2 separate regions of the Homo sapiens genome follow, and region 2 is linked to region 1. A link is an interaction called in ENCODE POLR2A ChIA-PET data of the cell type or tissue named here. Cell type or tissue: A673. All regions are shown on one strand. Each heading gives the region's core, and the rest is flanking DNA. Links, peaks and the distances in the headings are about the cores only. Region 1 holds the start of NDUFB4 (NADH:ubiquinone oxidoreductase subunit B4). Region 2 overlaps RABL3 (RAB, member of RAS oncogene family like 3).

What was found. ChIA-PET counts read pairs that join two places held together with the same protein. Peaks named below come from ENCODE experiments on the same cell type or tissue, not always from the same donor. Only the 100,000 strongest peaks of a DNase experiment are listed, where the experiment ranks them.
Region 2: POLR2A ChIA-PET joins it to region 1 with 5 read pairs; 6 of 35 experiments call an interaction of 5 or more read pairs at or near these places.

What each region holds. Positions count from the first base shown.
Region 1 is chr3:120,593,994-120,609,777 of GRCh38, forward strand. NDUFB4 (NADH:ubiquinone oxidoreductase subunit B4) reads left to right here and starts at 2,343. Exons shown (of 3, transcript NM_004547.6): 1 at 2,343-2,546; 2 at 7,118-7,264; 3 at 8,215-8,514. The coding sequence starts at 2,367. The coding sequence ends at 8,277. RefSeq lists enhancers at 2,414-2,753, 3,794-3,863. In A673, for the core only: no CTCF peak of the experiment used is centred there; no DNase peak of the experiment used is centred there.
Region 2 is chr3:120,689,931-120,703,559 of GRCh38, forward strand. It overlaps RABL3 (RAB, member of RAS oncogene family like 3), which reads right to left. Exons shown (of 8, transcript NM_173825.5): 5 at 8,493-8,643; 6 at 4,223-4,294; 7 at 519-557. Among named protein-coding and RNA genes, the nearest start is that of HGD, 15 kb to the left of the region's middle. In A673, for the core only: no CTCF peak of the experiment used is centred there; no DNase peak of the experiment used is centred there; H3K27ac peaks cover 571 bases.

The sequences.
Region 1 (15,784 bases), core at 5,404-9,403:
GGAGGTGGAAGCCGCTTTCCATCAGATACACACACCAGTGTGTCAGTTCATCATTGCCATGGCAACACCCAGGAGTTACCACCCCTTTCCAGGGCAATGACCTGATGACCCAAAAGTTGCTACCCCTTCCCTAGAAATGTCTGCATAAACTGCCTCTTTACTTTTTTGTCTGTTTGTTTGTTTGTTTGAGACGGAGTCTCGCTCTGTCGCCCAGGCTGGAGTGCAGTGGCGCGATCTCGGTTCACTGCAAGCTCCGCCTCCCTGGTTCACACCATTCTCCTGCCTCAGCCTCCCGAGTAGCTAGGACTACAGGCGCCCGCCACCACGCCCAGCTAATTTTTTTTTGTATTTTTAGTAGCGACGGGGTTTCACCGTGTAAGCCAGGATGGTCTTGATCGCCTGACCTCGTGATCCGCCCGCCTCGGCCTCCCAAAGTGCTGGGATTACAGGCGTGAGCCACCGCGCCCGGCCAAACTGCCAAATGTGGGTATAAATGTGACTCAAAGCTGGCCTGAGCTGGTGCTTTCTGCCTATGAGGTGGCCCTGCTCTACAGGAGCAGTCACGGTTGTGACACCACCAAAGCTGTAACACTGCCTCTTCAATAAAATTGTTTTCTTCTACCTCCGGGTTGCCCTTGAATTCTTTCCTGGGCAAAGCCAAGTTCCCTGGTTGCCTAAGCCCCACTTTGGGGCTCGCCTGCCCTGCATCAGTTCGTACTCGCTGGACTCATTCCTTTATCCTTTTATTCTTTTTACATGCTCTCCTTCCTAGATCAGTGTCTAATCTATACAGGTTTTGGAAACTTTATGTAGTCTTTAGAATTTTATAAACTGCTCTTGCTTTTCATATTGTATTATTTTCTTAGTATTTCAAAACACCTTTGAACAAGTCAGAATTTCCTTTTTTTTTCTCCTTTAAAATCGAGTCTGAGTAACTCGTCTTGTGTTCATTTTTTCTACATTCTCTCAGCCTGAATCCTCATGAGTCCATTTTGCTCTATATTCATCTGGACATTAGACTACTTTGAAATATTACCATTTCTGCCTATTCTTTCTGTACTGCCTGATTGTCAGCTCCCGAAAGGCAAACACCCCATCTTCCATTTTGTCTGGATTTCCCCCACTGAGCCTAGAAGATTGACTTAACACTGACTAGTGTGCTGTGTGCTTCACGCGGTGGGTGCTTAATAAATATTTTAAAACAGTATTAAAATGTTGAATAAATTTGACAGCAGTGCTGCTTCTCATCATTTCAAATGCCAACACTTTCTAGGTCCCTTTTCTAGCAACCATTTCCCAACATACCTACGCGCCCCCAGACGTTTCAGCCAAGCTGGGGCTCTCTTTTGATCCATCCTTCTTTGCCCGAGTTATGGAAATATTGTTTACATTTTTTCCCCTGAGGAGAAGGGGAACCCAAAGACCCTGCTGTGAAACTTGAAGTTGTTTTTCTCCTTGGTAACTGGGGAGAAGGAAGGACAGTAGGGACAGAGAAGGTTTTGTTTCTGATTACTTCAGTTTTCGCCCCAGATCGTCTTTTACAATAAGATACATGCCCCTATGAGTATTTTCATACCTGTAAGGATGTTTTTAATTCTTTGCATCTGAAGAGTGCTAAGGATTTTAGGCAAGAGGTTTTAGTATTTTAACTAAGATGTTTTCTCATGAGCTTTATTCAGTATCTCATTTTCTTCCTGACCTTCTATAGTCAGTCAGGCAACATTTCTCTTATAACATCATTTTTCCTATTAATCATTATTTCGTACCTGTGAAAAATAAGCTTACACTTAATGTTGTATGAATCTAGCATGGTAAAGTACAGAAAAGCTTATTCTCTTCTTCTTGGGTAGGGAATTCTGTTTTGCAAAGCACTTTGTGATCTATTTGTTAGCTTATTTAATCCTCACAACAACTTTGCTAGGTGGACAGGAGTCATTATCTCCAGGATAAGGAAAAGGAAACTCAGAGACTTTAAGTGACTTATCCAAGGTGACACAGCACGGTTAGACCCACAATGAAAACCCGGACTTCTGACTCCACAGCCAGTCCCACACAGCTCAACTTTACATAATAAGCCCTGGTTATGTCAGTAGAGACAAGGCTGCTAGGAAGAAGCAGCGCGGTGACAGATGAGTAGGTGGGGAGCGGCGGTGGGGCAGGGCGCACTGCGAGAAGAGCACTTCGCGCATGCGCATATCACCGAGCGAACGCGCCGTGTTCGGGAAGGTAGGAGAAAGAGGCGGAGCTCCTTGTTAACGACATCCCCAACCTCTGCTAACGCGCAGGCGCACTTCCTGAAGCTGAAGGTCAGCATAGACAAAGGGCCTCAGAATCGCGCAGGCGCAATTGTGCCCTGGTTCGCCAAGATGTCGTTCCCAAAGTATAAGCCGTCGAGCCTGCGCACTCTGCCTGAGACCCTCGACCCAGCCGAATACAACATATCTCCGGAAACCCGGCGGGCGCAAGCCGAGCGGTTGGCCATAAGAGCCCAGCTGAAACGAGAGTACCTGCTTCAGTACAACGATCCCAACCGCCGAGGGCTCATCGTGAGTGTGGGGCCTCCCAGGCGGGAATAGGGCCCGAGTCCTGGGAGAGACCGAGAGAGACCACGCAAAGGGTCGGCCACCGCTCCCGATCAGTATCTCAGACGCAGGTCCTCTTCCAGGCCTAGCCAACTCACTACCCTTTTACCTTTGCCAGAGCTTGGCCCTCGAGAGGACCGGCTCTGGACTCAGACCTGGCTGGGTTTGAATCCTGGCTTGATCACTTCCTGCCTGCGTGACCTTAAGAACGTTATTCACTCTGCTTATCCTCGATTTTCTGTCTGCAAAATGGGCGTAATATAGTGCTTACTCTTTTATCAGGCTGTTAGGATTAAATGAGATAGAGTATGTGACTGTCCTAGCACAGTGCCTCGTTCGTAAGGCGTGTTCAGAAAATGTTTCTATATATATGCATATATATATTATATTATATATATATTCTATATATATGCATATATATTATATTCTATATATATGCATATATATTTTATATATATGCATATATATTATATTCTATATATATGCATATATATTTTATATATATATATAATTTTAAAGAGCTGGTGTTTACCTTTCAGTTCACAGCTCATAGGGATACTGCTCTCTCCTGATGGGAATACAGTGATTCCTTCAACCTGCATCTTTTAAAGACCCTGAAGCTTGCTGAAGTTCTAGGCTTTGGAGTCAGAACCCAAAGCACTACTCATTGGCTAACTCTGTTACCTTGGGCAACTTCAACTCCTCTGAATTATAGTTTCCTGGTTTCGTATATAAATGATGTGCATTATGAGGTTAAATAAGACAGTCTGTGTAACATTCGCAGCACATAATATATGCCCAGTAAACTGGTAATTAACAGGTGTGCTTTCATTAGGTAGTTTTCTATACAGGAACTAAGTAGGTTAAATATGATGTTAACAGAACAGGACTGGACTTTTCCCACACGTTGCATTGGTGTTTTGGAATTTTTGGAAGTTATGAGGATTGAATGAAAGTTACAATGTGCCAGGCACTGTGCTAAAACTCTTTTTGAGTACTATTTACATATCACAACTATTTGGATGATTAAGCTCTACTACTGTCCCCATTTTACAGATGAGAAGACAACATGGGAAGGACAAGTAGGTCATACAGAGATACCTCTTTAGTAGGTGATAGAGCAAAATTCTAACCCTGGTTTGTGTAACCCACAGCATCTGCTTTTAACTAGTTGGTTATACTGTCTCCAGCCAGAACCTTGTTAACTTGGGAAGAGGGTGCAGAGAGACACATTTATTACAAACTCACATGATTGGGTTTGATGTGTTAGTGTGATGCATTAAAAAAGAATAAGGCCTCAGTCAGACCTGAAATTGAAACCAAGATCTTCTGTCTTCTAGCTGTATGCCTCAGGGTAGTTTCAATTTTCTCATGTGTAAATAGAGGTAATACTACCAGTCTCTTTGGTTCTGTTGATTAAATGAGTGTGTGACACTATCATTTATTAATCAATACATGTAAATTCTCTTGCCTAATTTTTTTTTTTTTTTCCCTTGAGACAGGATCTTACTCTGTCACCCAGGCTGGAGTGCAGTGGTATGATCTCGGCTCACTGCAACCTCTGCCTCCCGGGCTCAAGCTGTCCTCCCACCTCCGCCTTCCAAGTAGCTGGGACCACAGATGTGCGCTACCATGTCCGGTTAAGTTTTTGTATTTTTTATAGAGATGGAGTTTCATCATTTTGCCCAGGCTGGTCTTGAACTCCTGAGCTCAAGCGATCCTCCTGTCTCCGCCTCTCAGAGTGCTGGGATTACAGACTTGAGCCACTGTGCCTGGCCATCTTGCCTAATCTTTAAGAATGATTGATTGAATCAATAAATAATTGCTCAGGGTCTGTTATGGCCCTATTTTACATGCCAAGATAACAATGGAGATCAAAACAGGCAAAAATTCCTGTCCTTGTAGAACAAACTTTCTAGTAGGGGAGACAAGAAACAAGTTAAAAAATTAAAATCATTTAACATGTTAGTGGTAAGTGATGAGAAAAAAAATAAAGCAGGGGAGATTTGGAGTGTGTGTAAGTAGTAGGGGAGGTAAGCAGCTACAATCTTAGGCCCAGGGAAGCCCTCTGTTTGAAGGTGACATCTGAATAAAGATCTGAAAGAAGTGGGGTGAGGGACCTAGCTCTCTAGGAAGGCAGCCTACTCATCAGAGAACGGCAAGTGCAAGGGCCATTAGGCAGGAGAGTGTCAGGTTAATTGAAAAAACACTGGAGAGACCATTGTGACTAAAGTGGAGAAAGGTGAGGGCAGAGTGGGACAAGATCACACCAGGCCTTGTAGGTAATTGTAAGGACTTTTACTGAATAGAGAATTTCGTGATCTGGACTTAACAATTTCTCTGGCTGCTTAGTTGAGAATTGACTATGGGGGAAAGGACAGGATCAGGGAGACTAGGAGGCTTTTGTAGTAATCCAATCTCTGTTGATTACCAGGGTGGTGGCAGAAGGCGGTGAGAAATGGTAGATTCCAGGTGTATTTTAAAAGTAGAGCCAACCAGGTTTGCTGATAGACTAGATGTGGTGTATGAAAGAGGAGTCAAGGATGACTCCAAGGTTTTTGACCTAAGTGATTTTAAGAATGAAGTTGCCTTTTACTAAGAAACACAGGAATGGGAGAAGAGAAGGTATGGAGGTGGAGTAGACTGTTGGGAAATCAGTTTGGGATATGTGACGTTTTAGATGCCTGTTAGACCGTATGTCAGAGTTCAGCAGTTGGTTGGATATTAAGTCTGGAGAGTTACAGGGCTGGAGGTAAAATTTTGGGAATCATCAGCCTTTAGATAGATTATTTAAAGTTATCTGACCAGATGACATCATCAAGGGAGTAAATGTAGATAGGAAAGACCAGCGAGGTCCAATATTAAGAGATTGGGGAGATGAGGAGGAAAAGAGCAAAGAAATGAAGAGAGAATGGCCATAGAGTTAGCAGGAAATCCAAGCAGGTGTGGGCCTGGAAGTCAAGTGAAGACATGATTTTCAGGAGTTTTCACCATGTCAGATGCTACTGAGAGTGCACTGGACTTTTAGTGATGTCAGAGGAGGAAAACTCTCTTCATAGTGTGTCTTTTGGAACCTCTCAATAACATTACCGGGCTTAATGAACTATGGTCATGGGGCAATTGGTATTTTTATGAAATGAAATGTCTGTTTCTGGAAGACAGATCTGGCAGATATTAAAGCACAGAGAGGTGACTAGCAAATTGAGAAGTCTGCCATTTGATAGTCATTCAGATACATTTATAGTAGAAAGGATGTAAGAATAGATGCATTAATCCTTTCAGCTATTGAGCTTTAACATCCCCTTGGACCTAATCTGTGTCTTTACCCTCTTTTTTCTTGTTGGCAGTATAGGCATAATAATAAACAATGCTGCAGAACACTTGCATGTGCTTTCATTTTAATGTGGTGTGATAATGTCAATAGTTTCTAGAACAGCAGAAGATATTTTGGGACTTTGTATCTAGTAGTGAGTGCTTACACCGTTGAGGAATTTCAGTCTGATTAAAAGGAACGGAAGCATTTCCATCATAAGGTTTTTTTTTTTGTTTTTTTTTTTTTTTAAACTTCTGAGCTGCAGCTGATTATCTCAGGGTAAATTGTTGTAATTTAGTTTGAAATATGACTGTGGAAGACCTTGTGAAATTATTTTAGTCCTACAAATCATGACTTCTTGATGTTGGTTAGGACCTTGAATATTCATGTTATATATTAAAGTCTTAAAGCTGATTTTATTTGCTTATTTTTATCTGTCAGTTAATTGGAGAGACTAATTTTGTAAAATCACTTGGGCATTTAGCTAATTAAATTTATGTGTTTGTGGGTAGATTTGCTATTCATGGATAGTTATTCTAGTATAAATATATTAAAATGGACAATTATTTTCTTAAGACAGTCTGATTATTTTTCTTTAACAACTTTGACCTTTCTACAAAACTTCTAATAGTGTGAAATGTCTGAATTAATGCTTTTCACACTAGGTCAGCTTAAAAAACTTACAGTTCAGCTAGCCTACCCCCTCCTTCATCTTCCTACAGCTTATTTGTAGCCTGGAAAGACTATTTTGGTGATAGCATTAGAAAGGGTCCTGGAAACAAAATACAAAGCATGATAGAGCATATGAAATCTGTTTCTCTTCATTGGGAATACTGCATGGTTCTGATGGTCACACTTGACAATGAAGCTAAAAACAGTCCAGAGAAGAATAGATGAAAATGACAAAGGAGAAAAAGTGGCTTCTCTGACAGTTAGATTAGGTTAGATTAGTTAGATTAAGATTAGGATTCTTAAATAAACAGAAAGCTAATTAGTGATATGAGCCTTCTACATTCTGAAGGATTTGAACAAGATCATTAGAATTCAAAAAACACCAGAAATGAAAGATCTTTCCTGAAGCTGTTTAGGAATATTCATGATATACCCTTAACTGTTCTAGAGAACAAAATGCGTCTGTGCTCCTTCACAAAAGTCCCTATGAATTTGTTTCTCAATGTGATCCTTCTTAAGTTCTATAACTTTTTGTTTTCATTAATTTTAGGAAAATCCTGCCTTGCTTCGTTGGGCCTATGCAAGAACAATAAATGTCTATCCTAATTTCAGACCCACTCCTAAAAACTCACTCATGGGAGCTCTGTGTGGATTTGGGCCCCTCATCTTCATTTATTATATTATCAAAACTGAGAGGGTAAGTATTCAGACCAGATGTTTAGTATTTGAGTGATAGGTTCACTTTCTAGGGACCAGCTGCAGCTCCTTCTCTTGAAGATTGCCACCAGTGCCCCTCCCACCTTGGGGCTGTCCTCTGCCTTCCCTTCCTCTCTTCTTTTATCTTTATTCCTTTCCAGCAGGAGTTAAAACAGAAAGTTTTCAGTCACCTTTGTCTATTTTTGTTAGTTCATTTGTTTTTTAAAAAGATGATGTTTATTGGGTTAAGTATTAGCAGAATACATAAATCATTTAGTACGTTTCCTGTTTGCGTGAATTCTATTTATGTTGGTCACATTTTGCAAATTAATGTTAAAACCTATTAATACTCTACGGACAGAGAAGCACAAGCTGCCTGTGTGGGGAATAGCTGCCGTCAGCAGCCTGGGTATATGATTGGAGAGAAAGTCAAGCTGATCTTTGGCACCAAACCATTCCACATCTGGTACTAAACCCTGAGCTGCAGCCCCCAGGCTTGTGTTGCCACTGGAGCCCACTCGTCTAGCTTTGTCTTTAACTGGCCCATCTGCATTCCCATTAGAGTTCGTGTATTTTGATTATCTGGTGAATGATCTACTTAACAGAAAGGTAGTCCACATTTTCCCAGAAAGTGTTTGCATTTTGCTTTCAATATATGGTTTTATGGGATAATATATTTCTAATGACTAAAATGTGAGTAAGATGTTTTTGAATAGGAGCATTTTCTTACTGTGTCTTTAGTTCCTCGGATTACTGTTTCTTCGCACACTCCCTGGGCTTTAGACAGTGGGATTGCAATTAGGTTTGGAGTGTTTCATTCTGTTTGTCAGTTGTACGGTGGGTTGTGCCAAAATGCAGTTTTTCTTACCTTTTTTATTTATTTATTTTTATCTAATATAGCCAACTGGCAGAATATATTGTCTTTAATGTACTTTTTTTCTGTCTTTACAGGATAGGAAAGAAAAACTTATCCAGGAAGGAAAATTGGATCGAACATTTCACCTCTCATATTAAGTCTGGCAATGATGACTATATGTATTCCTGCCTAAATAAATCATCTATTAATCATTAAGTAGTAGTTTCTCTTTCTTAGTATTACCTTGATTCAATGTTAAAAACTATTAACACCCTAACAACACAGAAGCAGACGCAGCCCGTGTTGGGAATCTGCTGTCAGAGTGACAGCAAACATTTGCTGTACATTGAATGAATGAACATAAACTTCATTAAACTGTGAGCTCTTAGAAAGTACAGATTCTACAATCAGTTGTTCAACAAGCGAGTGTTAACTACGAGCCAGGCATTATGTTATGTGCAGAGAATACAACAGTCAGTAAGACAGAGCCTGTTCTTAAGGAGTACGTACTCTGACAGCTGTTTATTGAACAATTATTTGAGTGCTTACTACCGTCTGGTACTATTTAATACCTAAGCCCTTGTCTGGCCCCAGCTGCAGTGGTAAATACAGCCAAACTAACACCAATGTAAAAAATACAATCGAGATTCAGGAAAATGATGTAGGCAAGCTGATGAGAAGCAGTTCTACCTGAGGAATTTAGGGAGGTGGCATTTGATCTAGGCTCTGAAGTTCACAAGGCTGACAGGACAAAACAGGAGCATGAAGGGGCAAGGTGTGTTGGGTATGGCTGGATTGTGGGCTACTGTGGGGTGAGGAGATGGAGCATGGAGGTCATGCTGAGGAGCAGAAATATAATGGTTAGGGGCGTGACCTTTGGAGGTCAAATCTGGGCTAGAATCCTAGCTCAAGTTAAACAGTTGGAATACTGGGCCTCCATATGCTCATCTATAGCATGGAGATAGCCTACTACCTCACAAGGTCATGAAGATGACAATGAAATAACAGTATTATGCTTTGTAGTTAAGTCTGGAAACAGTAGGGTGATAATTTCACCACAAAGGCAGAGTAAAGTCAAGTGCTGTAGATAACCAGCATGCTCTGTAAGGCTGGTGTAGATGGTATATTGGTCTTAACTTTCAAAGGATATCCACGACTACTTTGATTTGAAGCTTGCATAAGCATGGGTTGCCCCAGAAAGCAGAGACTGAGGGAAAGTCTTCTGTGCAGGTAGTTTATATTAGGAAGTGATCTGAAGGAATAGAAGTTTGGGAAGAGTGAAACATGGAAGGAGGGAAAGCCAGCAAACATGTGCCATGAACCTGTTGCCTCTGAGAGTAACAGGCTCCCACCTGGGACCTTCTGAGAAGCCCTGTGGAATGTAGAATTTTTCAACCAGATGTGGGAAAAGCAAATGTTTGTCTTGTCTCCATTGGTCAAGGGTTATCCCATGCAATTCTCGTGTACATCAGGGTATGGACATACTCTGGAAAGGCTGACGATGTTTTTACAGGCATTACACATGCGGGAGAAAGGAAGCTTAGGGCAGAAAGCAAGTGATGTGCAGCTGAGGTAAAGTATTGTCAGGTCACACTTGCAGGCAGCTGACAGTGGCAGCAATAGTTAGAGTAAAAAGGTGGACCAAGAGGTTGTGAGGCAGGCAAAAGAGATATAGGATTTCTTCCTCCACTTCATGCGCTGCTTGGATCTATTTGGACATACACTGAGTCCAGTCTATAACATGTCCTTCAAGGTGATGGCTGTATACAATCTACAGAACACTCAGTATGGACAATTAGTGGAACCAGCTACAGTACATACTGTTGCAACTGGCCCAGAGTCTGTAACTCATTCATCTCCCCTCATCGTATTTACTAGATTTCCCTTCCTTGGCCATCATTTTAGCAGGTCTAGATTGCTAGCCAGATGAAGTCACCAAAGCCTTCATTTCTAAGGACCAGAATCTTAGTTACTCTATCATCATCAGCCCTTTGTTGTAGCAATTGCATGTTTACAGCTGGGCTGGAAGTGGAAGCACCGAGATGCTCCAGTGAATCCCCTGGACTCCAGACATTACCCTTTTTGCCCCATTGTGTAGCAGCAACCCTAGCTCCGTGGGTCACTTACTGCTGCCAGTATGGAAATTTCTTTTTCGGTCTACTGTTTCCCAAATACAAGAAGTACCAGATTATTTTGTTTCCCTGGTGAAAGTGTTCTTATGCCCCAGCATGGGAATCAGGACTTCTTCCAGCAGAACCTAAATTTGGAGGGAGGGGAAGTGCACATTCCACCATGAGTTACTGGGATGGCAAAAGGGGCCAATCCTACTTCTTGGTTCTCAGAGTCATAAATTCTAGCTGCTGGGGCATAGCACTGTATCTATGACCATTGGTTCATTGCATATACCACATGGTCAACCCTGAGCCTCAGTCCTGCTAGATGTCCTTAAGCTGGTACTTTAGCTAAGCCTTTAGTAGGCTTAGCTAAATTCATCTGTGCCCTAGAGCTGCTGTGTACATCCAATCACATGACAGTGCTTCTGACTGTCCAGATCTTGATAGGCAGTTCTGGTTGAATGGTCACCTCATCTCATACTGGGTGCCCAGCTGCTTTTGGAATGGTGAATTTTTCTTTGCTGCAGAAGGCATGGCCTTGCTCCACAACCTAAGAAGTCAGCACTGCAACTATTCTGTTGCCAAGGTCTTGTAGGAGACTCCAAGCAGCATCCTTAGCTACCTACCACAGACACCTAGAGTATTGGCTTTATTGTGTTATATGACCCAAGTGGCTGCTGCTTACACTGCAGCCTGGATCTGCTGCAGAGTCCTTTCTGGGCTCCATTCAAAACTGGCAGCTTATAGCCAGGCATGCCTGGTATGTGCCTAACTAATTGGAAGGCTGAGATGGGAGGATTTCTTGAGCCCAAGAGTTCAAAGTTGCAGGGAGCTATGATCATGCCACCCACTGCACTTCAGCCTGGGTGACAAACTGTGACCCTCTCTCTGGAAGAACAAAACTGGCAGCTTTACAAATCACTGCATAAATGGGTCAGAGTACTGTTCCCAAGTAGGGTATGTGTTGTCTCCAGAATCCAGAGGCCCACAAAGTGCTGTGCCTTTTTCTTTGTAGTAGAGGGTGTGAAGTGGTTCAACTTGTGCTTTACTTTGGAGGGGCTATCCTGGCATGCCAAAGACCACTGGATACCCACAAACATCACTGATATGGGAAGCTCCTAAACCTTTATAGAGATTATCTCCCACTTTCTGGATCTTATACTAGTGCATTAAGGTAATGAGGAATCTAATCTATGAGTAAACAGAAGCTTTAAGGCAGAAATACTAGAAGGTGTGAGAAACAGCAATTCAAAGGGGCCAAGGTGGTAGACACGTGGGAGTAGCTGTGTGTAATGGTGGAGTAAAGATCCATGAATTCCTGCAAAATGGATCTTAAAACTATTTTGGATCTACAGCTACCATCCTGTGCCCATGAGACTTGACCAAATCATATGATTTCCATGTGGTTCCTGTTTGCTAATTTGCCCCTGCCCATATCATTACAATAACGGTAAGACCCTGCTTCTTCCACCCATCCTAATGGCCATTATTGTTATATTGTTCTCCAGATCTTAAAGAATTGTATTACTTGATTCTCATTTTGCTAGAGGGCAAAAACAGAAGGAATCCTACTGTGACCTTCCGTCTTTTTTTCTAGATGACTTTAGTTTACCCCGTAGTCCCCACTTATTCAGTTATCTGAAGTCAACCACAGTTCTAAAATAGGTGAGACAGTACAATAAGATGTTCTGAGAGAGAGAGACCACATTCCCATAACATAACAGTGTTTACTATTATTATTGCAGTATATAATGATAGTTCTATGTTACTATTAGTTATTGTTTTATTCTCTTTTGGAGGCTGATTTCTAAATTAAATTTTATTATCGGTATGTATTTATAGGAAAAAACAGTATATATAGGGTTTGGTACTATCTGTATGGTTTCAGGCATCCACTGGGGGTCTTGGAATGTCTTTTCTGTTGATAAAAGGGAACACGCTATTCTAATAAGAATACAAGTATACAAGTCTATTATAAGAAAATTACAAATTTCCAAAAAAGAAAATTACAAATTAGTTAAGTACAAGAATAAGATAAAAGCCACTCCCAATTCCATCACACAGGGATGATATTTTAGTGTACAGTTGTCTTTCGGTATCTGCAAGGGATTGGTTTGGGACCCCCTGTGGTTACCTAATTCCTCAGATGCTAAAGTCCCTTATGTAAAATGGCTTAGTATTTGCACGTAACTTATGCACATCTTCCTTGAAATCATCTCTAGATTACTTATTATACCTAATACAATGTAAATGCTATGCAAATAGTTGTTATACTGTCATGTTTATTTCTATAATTTTTTATTGTTATATTGACTTTATTTATTTATTTAATTTCAGTCTATGGTTGGTTGGATTCACAGATGTGGAACCCTCGGATATTAAGGGCCAATTGCATATCCTTCTAAAACTTTTTTTTTCTCTGTGCTTATATATCTTTTTTTTTCAACAAAATGAGATACACTTTGTATAATAATTTGTAAATTTTTGGCTCAATGATTTGTCATGGACATCTTTCCATGCAATGACTTTTCTGCAACATTTCAAATAACTGCTAGTATTCCATGTGTCTACCACAATTTATTTAACCAATCTCATAGTTGGACATTTCATTTTCCAAGTTTTTCTTTTTTCTGAGACAGAATCTCGCTCTGTCGCCCAGGCTGGAGTGCAGTGGTGCCATCTTGGCTCACTGCAACCTCTGCCTCCTGAGTTCAAGTGGTTCTCCTGCCTCAGCCTCCCGAGTAGCTGGGATTACAGGCAAGCACCACTACGCCCGGCCAATTTTTGTATTTTTAGTAGAGACGGGGTTTCACCATGTTGGTCAGGCTGGTCTCGAATTCATGGCCTCAGGTGATCTGCCCACCTTGGCCTCCCAAAGTGCTGAGATTAAAGGCGTGAGCCACTGTGCCCGACTCATTTTCCAATTTTTTTGCTGTTATAATTAATGTAATGAATGCTCTTGCCATGAATTTTTGTGTGTGTCTTAAGTTTTCTCATAGGATAAATTTCTGGGAGTGAAATTTCTGGGTCAATAAGTATTCAAATGTTTTGTTTTGGGTATAAATATAAAAGGTTTTATAATTTTATATTCCTGGGCAATGAATGCAGTGTCTGTTCCCTGTACCCTGAGCACAGTCACAGAAGCCAAACTCTGCCCTTGTATCTTTGCTCTGCCACTTACTGGTGAAGTGACCTGGAAAGTGTTTACATTCTTTGTGCCTCAGTTTCCTTATCTTTATAATAGATGTACTAAATAACACATAGTATTGTTTAATGATTTCTTACTAATAAAGTATTTAGGACAGTGGTATATAGTCTTAGTGTTTACTATTATTATTTTTAAACCTAATGGATGAAAACTATTTTAAATTTGGAATTTATTTATTATTGAGGTTAAAAGTTTTTTTCATATTATCCAGTTGTTTTTTTTACTTCTTTGTTCAAAATCACTGCTTGTTTTTTTGTTTTTGTTTTTTGTTTTGTTTTGTTTTGTTTTGTTTTGAGGCAGAGTCTCACTTTGTTGCCCAGACTAGAATGTAGTGGCGCGATCATGGCTCACTGCAGCCTTGACTTCCTGGGCTCGAGATCCTCCCACCTTAGCCTCCCAAGTAGCTGGGACTACGGGCAAGTGCTACCATGCCCTGCTGGTTTTTGTATTTTTTTTTTTTGTAGAGACAGGGTTTTGCCATGTTGCCCAGGCTGGTCTCAAAGTCTTGGGCTCAGGTGATCCGCTCACCTCAGCCTCTCAAAGTGCTGAGATTACAGGCATGAGCTGCTGTGCCCGGCCTGTATTTCTTTCTCTCTCTCTCTCTCTCTCTTTGTTTTAAAATTGAAAATAGAGAGGAGGTCTTACTATATTGCCCAAGCTGGTCTTGAACTCCTGAGCTCAAGTGATCTGCCCACCTTGGCCACCCAAAGTGCTAGGATTACAGGTGTGAGCCACCTGACCTGGCTCTGTTTTTCTGATAGGTCTTTTTTCTTAATGATTTTAAGGCATAAACAATATATATTAAAGACATTAATTCTTGATCATACTAGTCTTCTTTCATCAGGAATTATTTTGGTACCCCTCAGTAACAGGAAAAATATTTACAGTATATTCTTGGTACCCAATGTTGAAAGAAGGCAGTACCCGAAGCAATTTTTACTTAGTAGGATTTTTAAAAAACATGTTTTAATGTTAGGAATTATTGAGCAGTGTGTTCTTGTGGATTTAATCAGTTTCAATAGATTTTTTATCAGTCAGGAACAATGAAATGTCTGAAATCACACCGGGAAGTGGTCCGGTGCGGGTAACAATTGCCACCTCGTCTGAGCACCACATGCTACCATCTGTCTGACCAATGCACTAGCCCTGGGCACTGGGCACAGGAGCTCACTCTGGTACTATTGAGCATCCAAAAAATGACATGTGCAATGAGGAAGGTAACCAGGAACCAGATCATAAAGCCCTTATCACATAAAGAGTTTAGGCTCTAGCCTGATGGCAGTGAGAGTCACTGAAGGGATTAAGCAGGACAAACATGATTGGATTTTCATTTCTGGAAAATCATCTGGTTCCTGGATGGAGGATGATTGCAGGATAAGAGAGGCTGCAGGAGGACGATAATCATGTTCATTTTCAATCAGACATAATTCTTTATTTTTGAGACAGCCCTCAATGCAGAACAAAGCAGCCCCTGCCAATACCAAGGTGACTCATTTGGATGTGAACTTGTTGAAAGCTTTATGAAAGTCTAAATACATTATCTCTATGAGTTCTCCTTTACGCATATGCAAGAGGAGTCAGTCTTATAATTCCTTACCCTTTTATAACATCTTCTCCCCGTCCCTGGAACAATATTGCTTCCCTAACAAGCTGGTTCAAGTACCATGTCTTTTTACCCTTTATTGTGGATCCTGCCTGGAGAAAAAGATAACATCCATGCTCTGATTGAAATCCCAGTGGGTCCAGTCTCTGATTTATTTTCCTTTTTATGTTTTCTCATTCCTAGTGGCACCTGGCAGTCTTCTCATAATATCTGGGTCTATATTCTTCAGGATAATTAATGGTGTACTTGAAAAAATCAGAGATCTGCACAAAAAGCTCTCTCGATCAAATTTGCATGGTTACAAAATATGGACAGCACTTTAAAATTACTAAAAATGTAATGCTATACATATATTCAAAGATTCTGGATTTTCAAAGCTTTCACTGCCACTGTCTTTTTAAAAAAACTCTTATTTTAGGTTCGGGGTACATGTGCAGTTTTGTTATATAGGTAAATTGTGTATTGCAGGGGTTTGGTGTACGGATTATTTCATCATCCAGATAATAAGCATAGTACCTGATAGGTAGTTTTTTGATCCTCACCCTCCACCCTCCTCCCTCCCTCCACCAGTGTGGTCTATTATTTCTTTCTTTGTGTCTGTGTGTACCCAAGGTTTAGCTTCCACTTATGAGTGAGAACATGCAGTATTTGGTTTTCTGTTCCTGTATTTGTTTGCTTAGGATAATGGCCTCCACCTCCATCCATGTTGTCGCAAACGACATGATTTCATTATTTTTTAT
Region 2 (13,629 bases), core at 595-4,594, 91 kb after region 1:
AAGTTCAAATACTAATAGTAATTTTTCCCTTCTTTTCCATTTCTGTATGTCAGCCTGCTGTTTCTTAAAAAAACAACTTTCTGAGGTTTTACTCAGAAAACCACAGATTAAATAATAAAAATAAATCTTACCCAAATGGAAAACATTTCCCAACAAATTGGTGATAGTGTCATCTAAATCAGAAAGAATGAAGGTAAATCTCATAATACCTACTAGACTTTTATAGAAATTATTTGTATTGTGACAGACCCTGAACGTATACTCTTGGAGTCCCAAGCAAATTATTTTCTTCTTCTATTTTATAATGTAATCTTATTCCTAGATTATATTTGTTTCCTAGATCCTTATTTTCCCTTTGTTCTGATTTTCTCCTTTTGTATTTAACAGGATAGAAGGAAATCAGTTGCTTGTGCCTATAAAGGGCTTTCCCCAACTTTTTAAAACTACTTCTGAACTTAAATTTGGAAATCACCTATCAAAATTTAAGAATCTATTTTATCAAGAAAAGAGATACCAACCTGATTACCTTCTCTTAAAAAGTATCTCTTCTCTATGACCTGTGAAAAACAAAGATTTTAAAGGCTTAGCACACATACCTGCAAAAAGTGGCTAACTGCAACGACCACTAATGGTACTAAAAGGAATATATCCAAACTAAGAATCTTTTCCATAGCAGTAGACATGTAGTACAGTCAGCTAAAAATCTGGTGTTAATGAGATCAGAATTGTGAGAGTATTTCCATAAAAGCCTGCCTCATTCCAAAACGCATTAATGATAGATCAAAAAATAAATGAATAACAAAAACTAAATAATGATAGAATGATATAAGATCCTATGCAATTCTTAGAGTATGACAGCAAATCTGACTCTAAGTTTCCTAGCAGTCAGTCCCAAAAGGTACTAAACAGCATCCATAAAATAAAAAAAGCACTTGCCTGCTACAATAGTCTTGTCTATTTCTTAAAGAGGGGACTGTTTAACATAGCAAACCACCACATCCCTATAGTAAGTGGTGACAAATTCTATATGTCCTCAATATAGACAGATGACACAACATCAAAAGCAGTCTAATGACTGTTGTAAATTGTCTACTTTTTTTTAACTAACTGCACCCTTACTTCAGTAGTTTCAGAATTACCTGCATTTGATAAGTAGAAAAAACATGTTCAAGCAGCAGATGTATCTGCACAAATCCATCACCATTATTGAAAAGAAACCCTCAAAATATATGTCCAAATGTAATAAGTTTAAGAGCACCATGTTTTCATTTTTTCCCAAAACTGCTGTAAACCCTAAAGAGCACCATGTTTCCAGATGATGAAAAACATTTTCAAGAATAATAAATTCTGTTCTGACACTTGAGAAACTGCAATGGTTACAGAGGAAGTATTATAAATGGTCTCTGATTTAGGATGGCTTGACTACGATTTTTTGACTTTATGGTGGTGTGAAAGCAACATGCATTCAGTAGAAACTGTACTTTGAGTGCCCATACAATGGGCACTTTTTTCACTTTCAGTATAGTATTCAATAAATTACATGAGCCATTCACAACTTTTTAATAAAATAGGCTTGTGTTAGATGATTCTGCCTAACTGTAGGCTAACATAAGTGTTCTGAGCATGTTTAAGGAAGGCTAGGCTAAGCTGCGATGCTTGGTAAGTTGGGTGTAATAAATGTATTTTTGACTAACAATGTTTCCAATTTACAAGGGGTTTACTGAGATATAACCCTATCGCAAGTTGAGGAATAGCTGTATTTTCTTTACATAGACCTGCTGTGATAAGAAAAGTTAATCGGATAATAATACAGATCAGCTGGAGATGAACTCTAAGACATTCAAATCTGAAATTATGCAGCTAAGAGTTCCTCTGAATGAGAACAGACCAGCTTGCTCTCTCTGGTGCCACAGCCATTCATCCAGATTCAACACCAAGACCATTCATCCAGATCCAAGACCAAGACCAGCTTGCTCTCTCTGGTGCGACAGCCATTCATCCAGATTCTTGCTGTCTTGGAGACTATAGCTGGATTATTTTTAGCCACAAGACACCAGGGCAAAGTTGCATTCACTTACCCCAGAGGTAGAAAAGTTGGTTTATCATTAGTGTACATCTTAAAACAATCCCACAAAAACCAAGAAGGAGACTGATTCCCTTTCCTCTCTATGGCAGGACAGGAAAATCTGATTATTCTGGAGCGTGAGGAATTACTACTAGTTGAAAGAGGCTGGAGAAGGAGTTAGACTTCCTTTTGGAGAAGAAATCTTTTTTTTTTGTTTGTTTCAGATGGAGTCCTGCTCTGTCACCCAGGCTGGAGTGCAGTGGTGCGATCTCGGCTCACTGCAAGCTCCACCTCCTGGGTTCACGCCATTCTCCTGCCTCAGCCTCCTGAGTAGCTGGGACTACAGGCGCCCGCCACCACACTCAGCTAATTTTTTGTATTTTTACTAGAGATGGGGTTTCACCATGCTAGCCATGATGGTCTTGATCTCCTGACCTCGTCATCTGCCCGCCTCGGCCTCCCAAAGTATTGGGATTACAGGCGTGAGGCACCGTGCCCGGCTGGAGAATAAATCTTTATGCTAAATTCTGGAAGAACTGATGTATAGAAAACTGGGTGAAATCTGGTTGTCAGCTCCTTTGGTTTCAGGCAACCACCTCAGTCTGGAGGTCTGGCCAACCTCCTAACCCACATACATTTTGTTGTGATTCAGGCAATAAAAGAGAAGTTACCTTTTTGGTTTTGGTCATAATTCTTTACCCCTGACTTGCAATGTGTACTCCTGATTTTTTAAAAAATAAAGCCTTGCCTGACAACTCGGATTATACCAATCAATAACCCAGTTTCTCTAGGATGTAATTTAGTATATCTTATTTTTTAATTTTAGAACTAATAAAATTTTAAATTTAAACAACATACTGTGGGATCTTTCCAGGTCAGGGCAGATCTATAAGATGTTGCTCATAAGGGACAGAATTTTGTATTGATGGGGCCATAGATCTAAACCAAATGGAAATTCTTATATTTTAAGTTTGAAAACAATGTGGGCAAAAAATCTGGCTCCTTGCAGTGCTGCACAACATTTTTCATGTCATGGCACACGTAGAAAATGCTAATATTTGTATAGCACACTGGAGAAAATGGAAGCGGTTGCCAATCACCCAACCCCCCCACCCTGAGGACCCTGGCTGCTCTGAGAACTGAGGGAAATCAGCATCTAGGCACATCTGTACCCTATTTCCCACATATCAGTTAAGAAGTTTTGCAGTGAAGCAAAATTTTCCTAGTGGCCTAATATTAATCGAGGAGGGTGCTGGAGCTTATCTAGTGCTGATAAAAAGGCCAAATATTAAATCCCAAATTATCTAAAGGTGGGGCTTATCCAATGCTGAACAAAAGGGCCAATTATTAAATCCCTAAATAGTTAAAAGAAAAAAATGATTGATAAAGAAGAGCTATGGGGAAGATGATTTTCTTAGGAGATGTCACTTAAAAAGAAATATAACACAGGAATTAACCTTTTTCAATAATACATGCAGAAAGACATCCTGTTTTACCTTACTATGCAATGTGAGCATTGGACAAACAACTTAAACTTGGTCAATACTATGTGCAATAAAGTTGTATGGCTTTGTGAAGGAAAGACAAAGAGTGCTCTAATTTACCAGTATGCTGAGTCATTCTACATTTTCCTTCCAGCTGAGGACAATAAAACAATGTTAGCAGAGAGTCAATAATTGGAATGCAAATATTTCTGAGAGGGAAACACTAGGAAATCAAGAAGACATTACCTTAAAAGGTAACAGTAACATTTATGTAGAGAATATTAACAGCTAGGAGAGCAAAAAGAACTCAGGGCTTTAAGCAGAATCTCCTCAGTTCAGTGCCTTTATGGGGGTGGGAGGGTGAATAAGTGAAAAAAAGAGCTAGAAAATGGGTAAGTAGAAATTCTTTTAAAGAGAGGAATTAGATATCTTTTTAAAACCCCCATTTAAATCCAGTAGCTTTTGCCCTTTACTTAGAGAACACTGGTGATGGAATAAATACGTCAGCAGGCCTTGGGCAATTATACCAACAGATAAGAGAGATCAAAACAAGGATTATTCCAGGCTGTGAAGTTTTGGACAAAAAAATAAAGGTCATAGGATTCTACAAAAAAATTTTAAACTCTCATAATATATAAATTAAGTTTAAAAATAACTTAATTGAAACCATTACCTTATCAAAAAACCTACTGAGCTTGACAGCATTGGAAGAACCTGCAGCTAAGTACCGTGGATTTGTGCAGTCCTAGAAGATAAAACATAAGATCCACAATTGAAAGTTAGGAAACCCAAGCTCGTTGCTATTCATAACTTATCCTGTTGCATATTTCTGTAGGCATAATACTATTAGGCACAATACTCTCACAAAATATTCAAATAATTTTCAAATTATGGTGCACAAAGGAGGAAAGTATTAAAGGAAAATAAGGTCACTTAATCTTTGTAATTTAAACAATTTTAGAGTATACCAAATCAGTGTATTCATCATCAAATAATTCATAGAGGAAGACAAGATTACTAATATTTTACTAATATCAAAACCAAGGTACTACTGGAGTGACCTACCTACATTTACCCCGAAAACCAGAGAGAGAGAGCCATGAAAAACAGTAAGCATTTCACTTTTAGTACTAGTTAATCACCAGTGCTCAACTAATTTAGTACTATGCAGTTCATATGAATCGGAGAAAGCAAGAAAATAAGGATTTAGAGGTGCAAAGAACAAACAGAACAATTGCCAAGGATTTCTCTTTAGATGCAAGGTACTACATCTTTTGGTAGGCCACAAAGATATATTATTTTTGGTAATAAACATCTACTACTATTGTTTGATAATAAAGATATATTACTACTCTTTGATGGAATTTTATTATAGGGAAAAAAAATGGGCCCAGAAGGGACAAAACGATCTGGAACATTAATCATTACAATAACTTTAAAACCTTAAAAGGCCTACTATCCGCTGGAATTCCAGTCTAGCTGTTTTTTTTTTTTTTTGCTTGTCACCATTGACTTGTGACCTTGAGAGATAGAGTACTTTGATTTTTACCTGAAATGTACCTAAGACCAAACTATAAGGGCTATCATGTAAGCTCCTTTGCAAGTATGAAATTTTGTCTTTTAGCTATAGACCCTCTGTGCCCCTAGAAATTACTGAAATTACTATTATTACATTTATTCTGTTTTTGCAATCTCCAGGCCCACATGATTCCTTTCTAATGAAGCCTCCTATTTTATTCATATGCAACATTTCAAGGCTCACACTTTAAATTTTAGCCAGAAATGATAATACATTCTCTAAAACCACAAAAAAGAGAGGCTACAACAAAGTTGTCAAAGATCACAGAGTACTAGAAATTAGGGGTCTTCAAAGCCAGCAAGCAATAAATCAGAATATCCATCCCAACATTTCTACTCTGTGTAACACTGGTTAGGGTACTAAACCTTTAAATTTGGGCTTACTGATTTGTGGAATGGGGATAACAATATTTTATTTCACGGGATTTTTGTGAAAAATTAAATAATCCATACCTGGACATACTGGGTAGTAAAATATTAGTCCTCCTCTCTTCAATCTAAGAAAATGCTAGCAGATTGAATTTTCAGGCACAACAAGCACTTACCACAATAAAGATAATTCCATATATGGATTATGTAGACTGAAACATCATTGCACTAACTATGGTATTTGAAATAGTGTTTGAACACATTTCTACAGCAATTGGGGCATATAAGAGACAAACCTTAGATCTGTGGTAGAAATGTTTTATAAAATAGATATTGATTAGCTAGTCATCAGAATGTCAAAAGTTTGAGACAATTCTAAATAGAGCTGAAGTACTAAATACAAAAACTAAAGCAAACAACAAGCAAACAAAAAAACACCCCCAAAACCTTAATTCTATGGTTCCATAATTTCAGGTCGACCAGCCTAGAGAAACACTATGATTTTTGGGATAAGAAATTTAGAGCTGAAAGAGCCATCTGCCATTTATCATGGCTGAGGGAAAAGCCTGAAAATTAATAGCTCCAAATAGCTTGACTGAGCTTGAGAAAGGACTATTAACTAGGGAAGATACTTCAATATGATCGCTTCAAAGTAAATACGTAACAGAGAAAAGTTTTTACAGGGTACAATAAGCCTAACAGGATTTTAGAAAATAAGTAATGGTTCACCTATTTATAATTTAAACAATTTGCATGTATTCAGGCAGTTATTTATTAACTCTGATTCCACCTTTGATGTATACATTTGTTAATTCTTACTTTTCTACAGTTTTAAGGAAATTTATACAGTAACTGATGTTAGCACTAATAATGTTACATTAGTTTTTATTTGAGGCTTTATATTTAATTGCTGAATTTCTGATTGCTATTTCTTTTTGAAACTCTTGTATTCAATTTTCCTCCTCATTTTTTCTTCCCTGCATTCTCTGACCCTCTCCTATTGTTATGTGTGCTGTGTTCTTGAAGCTGTACACTGATAAAGGCCAAAAACATGTTATATTTGAACTCTTTGGAGACTGTATGTGCTAAAGTCTCACTACCTGAGTACCTTTACATCTGACTCACAGTTAAAAGATGGCCTTGGCTTTGTAAGGCAAGTAGGAATAACACACACACACACACACACACACACACACACACACATGCACGCGATTATCAGAGAAACCCACAGGCACTAGAAACAGATACATTCTAAAATATATTAAAGTAAGCGCTGAAACAAATTAAGTGTTTTCAATGGTAAATTTCTCTTTGGAAATAATGTTCAAAGTAATCTCAGCACTTCTTCAACAAGAATATTATATATCTATATAGCAAGAATCCTTTGGAATATCATGGTTCAGTGCTGACTACCTGGGGTATGCACATCAAATATTCCATTGTGGCAGCTGAGAAAAATGAGGGGCTCTCCGCTGCAAAGCAGAATGTAAAAAACAATGGAATGGCAGGCAGAAGCTGGGGGTAGAGGTGGGGCTGAACCAAGCAGTGTTCATAAACATTGATTCATAGAATAAAGGCATCAGAAGCACCTGAGTTATTTGTTAAAACTGCAGATTCCTGGTCCTCCTGCCAGGCTTGATGAATAAAAAGCTCCAGCTGTGGGACGGTTATTCAAAATTTTCCATAGGTACTATTGGTAATATAAATACACAATCAGATTTGGGTAACTGTTGGTCTAGATGATTTCTAAGAGTTTTTTCAGCTGCCAAATTCTCAAGGTGAGTTGAAGGATTAATTAAGTGCAAAAGAGGCTTAACTGTAGAGCACAGGCTCTGAATCTGAATACCCTAATTGACCTGGGTAAACTTCCTTGGTCTTGTTACGTCTCTCCTTCTTATCTTTAAAAAGAGGATAGTAATAGTACCTGTCTTATAGAGTTGATTGTGAAGATGATGCATGTGAGATAATGTATGTAAATAACTAAAACAGTTTTCAACCCGTAAGTGCTCAATAAATGTTGCTCACTAGTACTATTACACCACCACCACTGCATTTCTGGAATGCCAGTGCACAGTTGCAGAAATCCTATTTGTGAACAACATGACCATGACTGAAATTGCTGGCCAGGATCTTTTTCTGGGATCCTAACAGGCTTACATGACAACCATTTCTTAGCTTTTTTACGCGCTCAGTTCTCATTGAGCTAGTTATCTCATCAAGGGACTCAATCCTCTATATATGCATAAGTGTACATAAATTAGTCCTTATGAAGCACTCCTAGTTTAAGGTTTGCAATTTTTTCATGTATTTGTTACGTTGCCCTTTAAGGTAAAATTTGTAGTTTAAGAAGCTAAGAGGCTTTTTAAAAGCAAGAATAATATGCTTATAGTGCCACTTTAATCAATTTATTTTAATTTTGGTGTGATTTTAAAAACCTTTCTCAAGAAAAAGCCCATGGGCCAGGTGCAGTGGCTCGCGCCTGTAATCCCAGCACTTTGGGAGGCCAAGGAGGGCAAATCCAGTCAAGAGTTCAAGACTAGCCTGGGCAACATGGCAAAACCCCATCTCTACTAAAAATATTTAAAAAATTAGCTGGACATGGTGGTACATGCCTGTAATCCCAGCTACTCAGGTGGCCTAAGCATGAGAATCGCTTGAACCCAGGAGGTAGAGGCTGCAGTGAGCTGAGAACGCGCCACTGCACTCCAGTCTGGGCGACAGAGCGAGACTCTGTTTCAAAAAAAGAAGCCTATGATTTAAATTATTCATAGAATAAAGTTGGAACATTCCAACAGACCAACATAAAAGGCTGAAGTGACTGTGCACATCTCTCAGTCTAGATATGTTGATTCCAATCTTGACTACGTTTAGACTAGAATCCAAATAGCCTGATTTCAAGTATAAAGCTTCTTTCACTAGAATATATTATTTGAATATGTCTTCAGTTTTGTCTTTACCCGATAATAATACAAGCATGCATTAGTGAAAATACATACCAAATTAATTTCTTCTGGATTGAAATCCTCAGCCAGGAAAGCAGTCCTAGTTAAAACTTCATGGCGCTTTGTTTCATGAATCTGGTCCAGTTTAGTCCCTATTACCAACAGTGGTATTTGGTTATCAGCAAACTGTTCTTGATCATAATCCCTGTGATAAATAATAATGAAGAGGTGAATAGAATGTATCTTTCTGGTGTAGATGTGTAATATTTAAGTGCAACTAAGTTACACTATTTTACTGAAAATTAACTGATTTTTGCTGCCTTCACCTACAAACCTACTTTCCTTCCAACTTCTTCCATCTACTTGTTCTTTTATCAATCCATCCTCATCATCAGATTCCAGCTATTCATCTAACTTCTCAAAATTTGGTCCCATGTTTTTATTGAATATTGAACAATACTGAATAATTGAACAACTAAGTGCCCATCAAGTATATTACAGTCAGTGGACTTAACTTCCAATGTAGCTGTGTCTTCTAAGGTTAACATAACAGCTCAGGAATATTTCAGAGTAGAAGCAGAGAGTGGATTTAAGCCTCATCGTAGCAAAAACCCAAAAGCCTAGCATGGCACTCAAGCCTTGTGCTAGAAGAGAAAATGGCAAGCTTCTTGGGTACCTTTTGGGGTATGCATTAATTCTATATCTACAATACACATTTCTGTCTGAATAGTAAAGAAATAAGAAGAATAAGAAAATAGAAATAGGGAAGCTGAAGCCTAGAATAAATCAAATATAGGTGATACTATAGCCTGGGAAAGGTGGATTAAACACATGGAAATGGAAGGAAACAGCTGAAATGCAAAATGAATAGTAAAAGGAAAGAACTTAGTACCAAGTAGTTGTTTCCTGAAATGAGAGCCATGGGAGATAGAGGACGGGCAATAAGAACCACTTAGGGTTAGTGGCCTTGGATCACTGGCTATTACAATCCTTATTTTTTAAAAAATTTATTTATCCAAAGAACAGAGTGGTGATGTAAATGATACTTCTCATTACTGAAAAGAACACAGAGGCCATTGCTGTTGAATTAATTTAAATTCTACTCACATATTAGAAATAAAACAGATTTGGATTTCTGACACGTTATAAGCTCAACTTACAACAGTCAGCAAAATCTGGTTGTGCACAATTTATGACAGTAAATCAATATTGCATAATCCAATCACTACAACCCAGTCGAGCATAGCTTTTTTTCTTCCTTTAACACTACTTTTCTTTCTCTTACAGAAATTCTAAATTGGGGTAGGGGGCAAAGTTACTAAGTATTTATGCCCTTCACAATAATCTTACAGCGCCTCAGCAAACTGTTCAGCCTCGGAACACAAGTGTTTTACTATACAACCTCCCATCTCACAAAAATATTACCATTCTATTTATTGCATCAAAGCCAATAATAGCATGATCAAGACCTTTGATTATTCATATCAACAGCAACTCTAATTAAAGAGACATGGTTCAAAGCTACAATTCGCTTTGTTAGGGAATGAAGTTTTGAGAGTGTCTTTCCTTTAGGACTGTTTCCTTCTGTCTCACATACAAAGTTTTGCATATCTTCTATCAAATATCATCTTTGATGTACATACATCTCTCATATAGTCTTGCACAATTCCTTGCACACTGACACATATAAAGCATACATATATAGTTTGCTCTCTTATTTCTCTTTTTAGCTTTCCTTTTAACTTTTTCATAAAATCTTGCAGCATCCAATTTAAAATTTAATCTTGAAATCTTCTTTGGTAAACTTCTGAAGAACTTTATCATGGATGGATAAGGCTGATAGCTCCTTAACATCACAAAGAGACACACAGCCAGGTATCATATTATATGCATAATACTGGGTGGAAAAATAAAGACAAAAAAACTTGCATCTTTCAGACCACTATATTTAATTATCACTTCAGAGAAGATTTAGAATTCAGAGAAACAAGTTTAAAAGACAATACAGGGAGACAATCAGCAAATCCAGAATATAGGAAACTGTACAAGACAAACAGCCATCTTCTTCTACAAATAAAGTGCTAGGAGGTTGGAAAAAAAACAACCAAAAAGGGAGAACCTAAGATTAAAAGATACTTAAGAAACCAAATACAACCAGTGGACCTTATTTAGATACTATTTCGAAAAAATCAATTATAACATTTATGAGACAATTGGGGAAATTAAAATAATATTTGGTTATTAAAGAATTATTATTAAAGTTTTAGCTGTGATAATTATATGGTGTCATGTTAAAAAAAAGCCCTTATGTTTTAAAGTATATATGGATGAAATGATATGATGTTTTAACATTTGGTTCAAAATAATCCAGTTGAGAGTGGGAGAAGATAGAAAGTGGGTAGAGATATGGATGAAACAAGACTAGCTATATGTTGATAATTGTTGAAACTAGGCAACGGGTATATGGGAGTTCATTTTCCATTCTTTGTATTTACATATGTTTAAAATTTTCTATAATAAAAAGTTAAAAAAAGTTATTGTGGTAAAAACTACATAATATAAAATTTACCTAAATTGTTTAAATATGGCTAAAAACTCAAACTGATATAAAAGATATATGCTAAGCAGTCTTGCTCCTACCACTGTACCCATCCACCCATCTCCCCTGGCCCCCTATAGGTTACCATTTTTATTAGTTTCTTATTTTTCACTGATTCTTTATCCAAATATAAATACATATTATTTCTTTTCTTTCTTATACAATAGGAGGTATACGATATATATTCTCTGCATTTTGATTTGTTAAACCTAATAATGTACCCTCTGTAGATCTTTCTATTTTAGTTCATAGAGATCTTCCTGATTCTTTTTTAAACATTGAATACTACTCCAGTATGTGGATATGCCATTATTTATTCAATGAATCTTTCGTTGCTCGGACACTAGGGTTGTTTCCAAATTTTTTGATGCTATACAATAATGCACCAACAAAGCACACCAATGTATTAAGGTTGTTTTATACATTTGCAGGTTTATCTATAGAATCAAAATGAAACTGTAGTGTCAAAATGCAAATGGGTATAGAACTTTTACTGAATTCCCTGACAAAAATGCAGATTTCTTTCTGATATGAATATGCTGTCTCCTAACCCTAAATTTAAGGATAAGTTTCTTAAGTAGAAATTTTAGTAGAAAATAGAGAACAAGCTAGGTTAATGAAGACATCAGTGATGAAAGGAATTGAGATAGGAAATAAATATCAATGAGGCTTTGAAATATAGGTTTTAAATTAGTTGTGCTTATTCTTTATTAGGTCTTGCTGGAATCTACATATATATACTCAAACTTATACTATATTTAGGTTTCACATAACAATTAGACTTCCACACAGAAAACAAAGCCTTTGAAAGACTTGCTTCAATCAAAAGATAGAAAATGGGGTTCTGTTCTAGGTAAGACAGAATAAGCAAACTCTATCCTGTCTTTCCCAGTGAATGCAACTATAAAACCTGGACAGGATACATGAAGTGGCTATTTGAGGACTCTGAAAAATTAATAGTGAGCATATTAAGGAAGACTGCAATGTGAAGAACCATTGAATTAGCAGTTTCCTTCCATATCCCCTTGTCTGAATGCAACTCAGCTTAAAACCCAAAAGTGTGAACAGAATACTCCAGAAGAAGGCCTATAGTTCTGGCTCATGAAACAAGAAAGGGGACACACGAATACTTGGAGATAGTGTAGAAATACAATATTTTTCCTTCTGTTGTAAGCCAGCTTCTGAGCAATTTCATGACAGTTGTGGCAAAGGCTATAACACAAGCAGAATGCTCAAAAACAACAGTCCCCAACCTTTTTGGTACCAGAGACTAGTTTCATGGCAGACAATTTTTCCATGGACAGGTGTTTGGGGGATGGTTTCAGGATGAAGCTGTTCCACCTCAGATCATCAGGCATTAGTTAGATTATCATAAGAAGCCTGCAACCTAGATCCCTCACATGCACAGTTCACAATAGGATTCACGCTCCTATGAGAATCTAATGCCTCTGCTAATCTGACAGGAGGTGGAGCTCAGATGGTAATGCTCACTCACCTGCCACTCACCTCCCACTGTGTGGCCTGGTTCCTAACAGGCCATGGACCAGGGGTTGGGAACGCCTGCTTACAAATACAGAGGAAGGGAAATTTTTCTTTTTTTTTTTTTTTGAGACGGAGTCTCACTCTGTTGCCCAAGCTGGGGTGCAGTGGCGTGATCTCGGCTCACTGCAAGCTCCGTCTCCCAGGTTCATGCCATTCTCCTGCCTCAGCCTCCCAAGTAGCTGGGACTACAGGCGCCCGCCACAACGCCTGGCTAATCTTTTGTATTTTTAGTAGAGACAGGGTTTCACCATGTTAGCCAGGATGGTCTCGATCTCCTGACCTCATGATCCGCCCGCCTTGGCCTCCCAAAGTGCTGAGATTACAGGCGTGAGCCACCGCGCCGGGCCCAGAAGGGAAATTTTTCTGACTGATGGAACTGTATCTCAAGACAGTGGGGCAAACTCCCATTGCTTTTATTCTTTGTCCTTCTACCACTTGGCCCTGGACATAGGTGCAGTTGTGCAAGTGCATGAGAAAATTTGGCCTGGGGACCGAAAAAGGGAGCCCCAGCAAATCACAAAGTATGGCAGAGACTGTAGACAGGGTGAAGTGTGAGAAAGCAACCCCATGAAGTAGTTCGTGAATGCTTGAGCTCATTGCCAAAGCTGTGCATGCATGGATTTGATCCTACTTAGTGTACCAAAGACACTGAAAACTGAAACAACAGAGACAACAACACCCAGGTCACATACCGGGTGTTGCACAAATATAAAATAAGTGAAATCATATAAAGTATGTTCTTGGATCATAATAAAATTAAGCTAGAAGTCAATAGCAAAAAATAACTGGAAAGCCTCTAAATACATGGAAACTAAACAACACATTTCTAAACAGCCTATGGGAAAATCTCAAGGAGTATTAGAAAATATTTTGAACTAAATGAAAATAAAAGTAATACATTTAAACATTTGCAGGATGCAGCTAAAGCAGTGTTTAGAGGGAAATTTATAGCATTAAAATACTTGTATTGGCAAAAATGCAAGGTATCCAGTAAGTAATCTAAGAAGCTATAGAGAACAAAATAAACCAAAAGCAAGCAGAAGGAAAGAA